Linked DNA regions of Homo sapiens: region 1 is linked to region 2. Evidence: chromatin loops called from intact Hi-C (ENCODE). Cell type or tissue: adrenal gland. All regions are shown on one strand. Region 1 overlaps PIWIL3 (piwi like RNA-mediated gene silencing 3). Region 2 has its middle 42 kb from the start of GGT1.

Region 1 (4,000 bases), 110 kb after region 2:
TTTAGTGGCCGAGATAATAATAAAGAGTTTCCATCAAATATATGGCGCTCTCCAAATTTCCTTCTATGTTGATCAAGTAAAATTGTACGGAGATTTCCATCTTCTATGTCTGGTTTGTAGTCAACGTTGTATTTATATGCAACCCACTGAGGACGAGATATCACTCGGAAGTGGTTGGCGAGTAGCTGTACCACTGTACCCTCTGAACCTGAAAAATGGAGCCACATGACAATAAAGAAACAGACTGATTGGGCCCAAAACAAACAGTTTGGACACTACAATATTAAAAGCCAAAGTTAGGGCTGGGCACGGTGGCTCACGCCTCTAATCCCAGCACTCTGGGAGGCCAAGGCGGGTGGATCACCTGACATCAGGAGTTCCAGACCTGCCTGGCCAACATGGTGACCCCATATCTACTAAAAATACAAAAAGTTAGCTGGGCACAGTGGCAGGTGCCTATAATCCCAGCTACTCGGAAGGCTGAGACAGGAGAATCACTTGAACCCAGGAGGCAGAGGTTGCAGTGAGCTGAGATCATACTATTGCCCTCCAGCCTGGACAACAAGAGCTAAACTCCGTCTCAAAAAAAAAAAAAAAAAAAAAAAGAAAAGAAAAGAAAAGCCAAAGTTAGGTCAGACAAGGAGATAAATGACATTTGTAATGCACCTGATGTCCAGAATGCCTATCAATTCAATGAGCCCTTATGCAAGCATACATTTAGGAAGTTTAAGATACTGAATAGATTGAAAATTAGAACATTTGTGGTTTCCAAAAGGAGAGAAAGCGCCACCCTATGTAATAATATTTAATTTTAAAAAAAGTCTCACTGCAGGCCAGGGCACAGTGGCTCACACCTATAATCCCAGCCCTTTGGGAGGCCCAGGTGGGAGGATGGTTTGGGCCAGGAGTTCCAGACCAGCTTGGGCAAGGTGGGAGGCACCTCTACTTACAGTGATGACAGAAGCTTTCCAGAATCTATTAAAGTTTTTATCGAAAGTTTAAAATGGGCCAGGTGTGGTAGCTCATTCCTGTAATCTCAGCAGTTTGGAAGGCCCAGGTGTAAGGATGGCTTGGGCCAGTTCTAGACCAGCAAGACCGTGTCTCTACAAAATTTACATACACACACACACACACACACACATATATAAAATATGTATATATTACACACACACACACACACACACACACACACACACACACACATTCGGGCATGGTGGTGCCCACCTGTAGTCCCAGCTACTTGAGCTGGGATCAGCTCAGGATCAGCTGAGCCCAGGAGTTTGAGGCTAAAGTGAGCATCACTGTACTCCAGCCTGGGCGACAGAGCAGGACCTTGTCTCTCAATGAAAAAAAAAAAAAAAAAGTTAAAAACGAACAGCTCCATAAACATTGAGTTCTAGACCAACATACCTGTTTTTGAGTCTTTAACATGCTTCATATCTTGCCTGGTGTTCACCACCAGGTCTTGAAAAACTCCACCAATCCTTCTCTCCTGCAAGGGCGCTGTATGCAACCCAGCCTCAGGTCCAGGTTCCTTCACCCCTGCATAAATGTAAACGCCAGAAGTTTAAACAATAAAAAGGGAAGAATAGAAAAGACAGCATTAACACCCAGCATAAGTTTGTTAGAGGTAGAAAAGATGCCACCCAAGGTTCCAAAACACATTTCCGTGATATGTTGCCGCAAAAGCGTAACCTTACCCAGAAACCTTTCCCAAGGAGTCCCCAGTTCACATCCGTGGTTGCCTTGGCACTTTATTCATTCCTGCTACATATGTGCCCCATTTCTTTGGGTATTTGTTCATGGTACAAGATTCTAGAAACTTTGGTTCTGTCTTTAAGCCTATCTCCTGGCGCTATGCTGCCCCCTAGTGGGCATCATAAAATGCCAAATAAGCCAATCATTTAAAAAATCTATAAAACTGGCTTTTAATACAAAACTGATCTATCCTTTCTATTAAGAGCAACTAGGAAAGGATCACACTCACTATTTCAACTTACATTCTAAGGTTCATATCGATGTAGCTATTCTACAAAGTTAACATTTAAATGACAGCACAATGCGGTCTTTCAGTGACGAGAGGCATCCTGAAGGAATACGCACACGTTATTGTAAATCCCGTACACCTAAATGGCCAAGACGTCTGTGCCTTGGGTTACAATAATGGTTTGCCTCAAAATTTTACTTCTGGAGTCTAGTTTTTAGTTTATGATGATCTTACAAAGTAAGTGTCTCCATTTCTGTGACAGACTAACTACATTTTACACATAAAATTTGAAACAATTTTATCAAACTCCCAACTAGTTCCTGACACATCCAGCAATCAAATTCATCATATTAAAATGTCAGCAAAAGAAAACAGGTATCCTAGCTTGGCACCTTGGCACTCGCTACAAACCACATACTTTTATCTTTTCAGACGGAGTCTAACTGTCACCCAGGCTGCAGTGCAGTGGCACTGTCTCAGCTCACTGGAACCTCTGCCTCCTGGGTTCAAGTGATTCTCCTGCCTCAGCCTCCCTAGTAGCTGGGACTACAGGCGCATACCACCATGCCCAGCTAATTTGTATATTTTTGGTAAAGATGGGATTTTGCCATGTTGGCCAATCTGGTCTTGAACTTCTGGCCTCAAGTGATCCACCCACCCGGGCCTCCCAAAGTGCTGATGTGAGCCACTGCACCCAGTCCATGTAATTTACACATACTATTTAATAACAACCCTTCAGATAGGATCTGATTATTAAAAATGTGTTTTAATTTATTCAAATGTATAAGCTCATTTTATAGGTTCTGGATTTTGTAACCATTTGTTAATATTTATCTATAATACAATTCTTTTTTAGTGTTTCAAGTTTTGACTCATCACAAGCTATTTTGCTATAGAAAGCAAAGAGGAGAATCCAGACTGAAGTTGGATCACATTAGCCGAAACCTTAGCAAATGACAATATCTGAGCCTGTGTGCATGAGTGCTGTATAAACGAGGATAACCTGTCAGCCTGCAATGTAGGTAACAGGTTCAACCTGTTAATGCCACAATTTAAAGAGGAAAGAAAATGGTGTTCTTAGAATTCCATTAAGTTAACTTAGAGTTATCATCTGCAGATGTGTCATCTAAATTTGAAAAGCAATTATGTTGAACTGGCCAATAAACAGTGACCTCCATCTCCCTTCCACAAGTTAAGACACAAGGTGAAGAAAACACCATCAGATAATTCACTGCACAAAGAGAGACAGTTGCAAGCTGCACACACTTCCCATCCCACCAAACCTCACGGGAGTCCTGAGGCTATCTAGAACCTTCTACCGCTGTGGTAGCCCTTCACACATGAAGCATCCCCTGCCCCTCATGTCCTTCTTGCTTCCTTTCACCTTGAGACTGTGCTCCTCCTCCTGCTCCTCCTCTTGCTGCTCTTGGCTGCAGAGGTCTAACCACTGGGACTTCCTCCTGCAGCGGCCGGGGTGTCGACTGCAACTGAGGGGGCTCCTGGGTCTGCATGTTTTTGGAAATAGAAATAATGAGCAGTGCCCTACTGTGTTCATTCTCCCTCCAAATGGCACTCGCAGGGCACAAGGCAAAGGAACTTCCTCTGAAAAGCTCACATTCCAGTGACATAAACTAAGTTGTAATAAGCAACATACATAGCACCTTGTGTGGTAATTGCTAAGGAAAAAAACAAAAAAAGGACAAAACAAACCGAGGAGAATCAGGAATTACTGGGAAGGTAGGGTGTGAAGGGGCAGGTTTCACTAGCTGATGGGGGCAAAAGCGGGCCTCAGTGAGAAAGTGACACAGAACCCAAGACTTGGAGGTACTGAGTGAATTAGCAAAGTTACCCAAGCCAGCAGTGGAAGAAAAAGAGCAGAGTTCTGCAGTTGGGAACGTTCAAGGAAGAATGAGGCAGCCAGTGTGGCTGGAAGAAGAGGGTGAGAGATGTCAGTGAGATGAAGGGAAGGAGGTCATTTTAAGGAAATTGCTTCTGACTGATAAAATGAGAGCT
Region 2 (4,000 bases):
ATCCTGGCTAACACGGTGAAACCCCATTTCTACTAAAAATACAAAAAATTAGCCGGGCATGGTGGCAGGCGCCTGTAGTCCCAGCTACTCAGGAGGCGGAGGCAGGAGAATGGCATGAACCCAGGAGGTGGAGGTTGCAGTGAGCCGAGATCATGCCACTGCACTCCAGCCTGGGTGACAGAGTGAGACTCCGTCTCAAAAAAAAAAAAAAAAGAATCACTGCTCTGTCTCTCAGCCTCCTCTTCCAAGATTGGCCGTCGCCTTGAGGGGAATGCTGGCCTTGCCTGTCTCCAGCCCTGTACCTCTCTGCCTCCTATGCCTTTAAGCACATGTTTTCTATTTGCTGGGCTGTGAAATCTGCTCTTCATCTGATGGGGTTTGCTTTATAGGTGACTAGATCCTTTTCTCTTGGTGGTTTTAGAATTCGCATTTTCACATTGACCTTAAATAGTCTGATTATAGTTTGCCACGGCAAAGACCCTTTGCATTGCATTGTTTGGGGATATTTGAGCCTCCTCTATCTGGATGTCTAATCTCTTGTTAGATGTGAGTAGTTTTCATTATTATTTTATTAATGGGCTGGCATGTGGGCCGTGGTTCCAGGCAGGCTCAGAGGGGCAGCTGCCTGATGTCTGGACAGCTTCTCTTTCTGTCTTTTCTTACCTGGACTCTGGGTTGCTTGTTAGCTGCTTCTGCCAGTTCTGAGTTTTCAAGGGGAGAGGGGCCCAGTGATGGCTGTTCTTTGAAGGAAAGGGAAGAATGTCTCCTGTTTAACATGTTTCTATGTTTCCAGTTACTTGGTTAGTTAGTTAGAGCCAGGGTCTCTCGCTCTGTTGCGCAGGCTGGAGTGCAATGGCATGATCGTGGCTCACAGCAGCCTCCACCTTCCAGGCTCGAGCAATGCTCCCACCTCAGCCTCTCAAGCAGCTGGGACTGCAGGTATGTGCCACCATGCTTGGCTGCCTTTTTAAATTTTTTTTTTTTTAATACAGACAAGGTCTCACTATATTGCCCAGGCTGGTCTTAAACTCATGGGCTCAAGTGATACTCCTGCCTCGGCCTTTCAAAGTGCTGATATCACAGGCAGGGTTTCCATTTTTTAAAGCTCCCAGCAGTGGTATAAACTCCTCCTTTCCAGAGAAAGCGCACTCTGTCCGCATCCCTCATGTTGTCCTCTCCTGCCTCTGCTTAGGGTTCACTCCGGGGGAAAGTGCCACTTGAGAGTTTCCTTTTTGTGTGTGGTTCTGACTGACTGCTCCCTGCTCACAGATGCTGATTCTCAGGGTGGGGTCCCTGAGGCCTGGAGTGTGGCCTCTGACGACCTTCAGGGCCAGGTGTGGAATGAGAGCCTGTGGCCACATGGCCCCCGGTGGGAGACGTCCCGCCGCCCTTTGCTTCTCTGTGCCACTCTGGCTGCACAGTTCAGAGCCTTGGGAAATGTTAACCAGTAGGACCTAGACGGGGAGGTGAGAAGGGGTCACCCCCCAGGTGTGCCTGTGGTGAGCCTTCGTGCTGAGCAGGTGCAGGGAGGGAGGCCCAGGTGCACACACCTGTGAAGTAGGGGCAGCTGGCTGGGCTCCTTGACCTGCTCCAGAGCTTCTTATTTTCTGGCCACTTCACCTGCAGAAGGCCCAGGTGGCTGTGGCCTCTAGGGTCCCTTGCCTGTCCTCAGCTCCCAACTGGGAGGGGCAGAGGGAGGAGGGGGTGGAGACCCCAGGCAGCAGGGCTCTGGGAGCAGTGGGGCCCTGGGTCCCAGGGGTGTCTGGCAGGCCCCTCCTTACTCTACGTCTCGGCCTCTGGATGGAGGTGCTGGCTGCAGTCGGGCTCTGCCTCTGACTAAGGGTTGGGGAAGTGGCGGGTGTGGGCTGCTGCCCCGTGGGGCCTCTGAACAGACCCCAGGGCCTCTGCCAATCATGACTCCTTCCTTTCAGCTGGACCCGCAGGCCCTGCAGGACAGAGACTGGCAGCGCGCCGTCATCGCCATGAATGGGGTACGTGTCCGTGGGACTCTCCTGGCGCCCACTTCCCCCAGAAGGATAGGGTGGCCTCTGTTCATTTCAAATCAGTCAGAGGTGGCTGAGCCTGAGGCAGCATCTGAGAGGGAGCCTGGTTGGAGAAGGGAGGGCCCCCAAGAGCAGAATCACCATGCACGGGAATCGTCATTCATTGGCTGGAATGCAGTTGCCAGCCAGGCCCTGAGCATCCCTCCTCAAACAAAGGTCTCATGGCACCACCAGGACAGGTGGGGCCTCCACTCAGGGACCTGGGGGCTGCCCATAGAAATGGAGACCCCTGATTTGTCTTTAGGTACCCCAGAAAGGTTTAGACCTTAAAAGCAATGACACACCCAAAAAGGCCCGGGTATAAATGGTAAAATGTTAATATTTGAGATTCTTGGCTTTTTCTTACATTATTCTGTCTTTCCTTCTTAATTTTTAATTGTTACTAAGAGAAAGCTGGTCACAGTACACTATAATCTCAGCTACTCTGGAGGCTGAGCCAGGAGAATCACTGGAGCCCAAGAGTTTGATTACAGCCTGGGCAACATTGCAAGATCCCATATCTAAAAAAAAAGCAAGCAAGCAAGAGAAGCAGCGGGGATTTTAGGAGGTGCTTCTGCAGAAACCAGTCGTTTATATCATCTTCAACAATCCTGGCTCTTGCTGAAGTAGACTAGGGGCTTCCCCGAGGGGCGGCTCCACCTCATGCTGAGACCTCTGCATGCCTTGGGGGTGGAAATATTTGATGAGACTCCCAGGGGTCCTTGGGACCTTGGGCTGTGAGGACCAGAAGGATTAGAGGACTGTGCCCCTTCTCCCCACTGTAGATCGAAGTAAAGCTCTCGGTCAAGTTCAACAGCAGGGAGTTCAGCTTGAAGAGGATGCCGTCCCGAAAACAGACAGGGGTCTTCGGAGTCAAGATTGCTGTGGTCACCAAGTGAGTGGGGAGGGGCTTGGGCTCACGCACTGAGGGTGCCTGTCCCTTCAGCTGTTTCTGCAGAAAAGAGCATGTGTGGGTCTCTCCTCTCTGTGCATGGCCACTGCACGGTGAGGTCAGGCCCCAGGGAACACGGCGTCTTCAGCTACCTCCTGTGTTTCCTGCAAACCAGCTCAGGAATGTCCTTGCCACCTTGCTTGGAAGCAGTAGGCTGGCTCCAGGAACTGCCCAAGTGCAGGGTTTTCTGCCCTTGCTTGGAATTAGTCACGGTCCCAGATTCCTGTTGAATGGCCATAACCCCTGCCCCTTTGTCACGAGTCAGTTGCCAAGAGAAGCCTGTTTGGTTTGAGAGCAGTTCATGCAGACATAGACCACTTCCTCTGAGAATTCATTTGCTTCCCCAGGATGGAATCTGGCTGGGCCTCTGACCTTGCTGGTCACGTGGGCCGGGGCCTCCATCAGTCATACCCTGGACTCCTATCTGTGTCTAAACACCACGCCCCACCCCCAACTGCACGGCAGCCACTCGCATAGCACTCTGGGAGGGCTGTGGGCATGAGCAGCGAGGACTCCATGAGCAGCTCCCCCAGATAAGCCCTGCTAATGAGGGGGCTTGCGAAGCAGCTTTGATGTGCTGGTAAATCCAGGTGCAAAACAGAACTCAAGTTAGGGCCTCCGCACAGCACTGCGTTCTAACTGTGAAGGATTCTTACTCTAGTGTCCTGTGTGGAGGTATTGGAATTGTCCATTGCTAAGACTCAGAGGAGAAAAGCACTTAGCATCGCAGGACTTGGAGCACCGGTGCTGAGGCAACCCTTCATTCATTCGTCGGATGTGTGTTAAGGCCCAGGGCAGGGGTCAGGGATTCTCCTCTCACACAGCACGTGGGTGGCAGGACCAACACCGGGTCTGACCTCCCAGCCGGGGGCACAGGCTGCTAACCCCAGGCCTGGAATCTGTCAGATGCCCTTCCTGTGCTGACTTGACTTAGACAGGCCTCCTGACCTTCCCGCAAAGGTCATGTGTGATTCGCAGGGGTTCTGGCCGCTTGAAAGGTTCCTGA

Evidence for each region. A loop is a pair of places that touch in the nucleus more often than their neighbours do. Peaks named below come from ENCODE experiments on the same cell type or tissue, not always from the same donor. Only the 100,000 strongest peaks of a DNase experiment are listed, where the experiment ranks them.
Region 1: a loop joins it to region 2, with 4 times the contacts of the local background. A loop is called at or near these places in 22 of 110 quality-filtered maps.

Annotation. Positions count from the first base shown.
Region 1 is chr22:24,756,498-24,760,497 of GRCh38, forward strand. It overlaps PIWIL3 (piwi like RNA-mediated gene silencing 3), which reads right to left. Exons shown (of 21, transcript NM_001255975.1): 3 at 3,372-3,492; 4 at 1,411-1,542; 5 at 1-208. Among named protein-coding and RNA genes, the nearest start is that of PIWIL3, 16 kb to the right of the region's middle. In adrenal gland, CTCF peaks have their summits at 1,862 (motif pointing left) and 2,075; a DNase peak (open chromatin) is centred at 1,684.
Region 2 is chr22:24,642,809-24,646,808 of GRCh38, forward strand. It overlaps the pseudogene BCRP3 and the pseudogene POM121L10P. Among named protein-coding and RNA genes, the nearest start is that of GGT1, 42 kb to the left of the region's middle. In adrenal gland, no CTCF peak of the experiment used is centred here; no DNase peak of the experiment used is centred here; H3K27ac peaks cover 683 bases.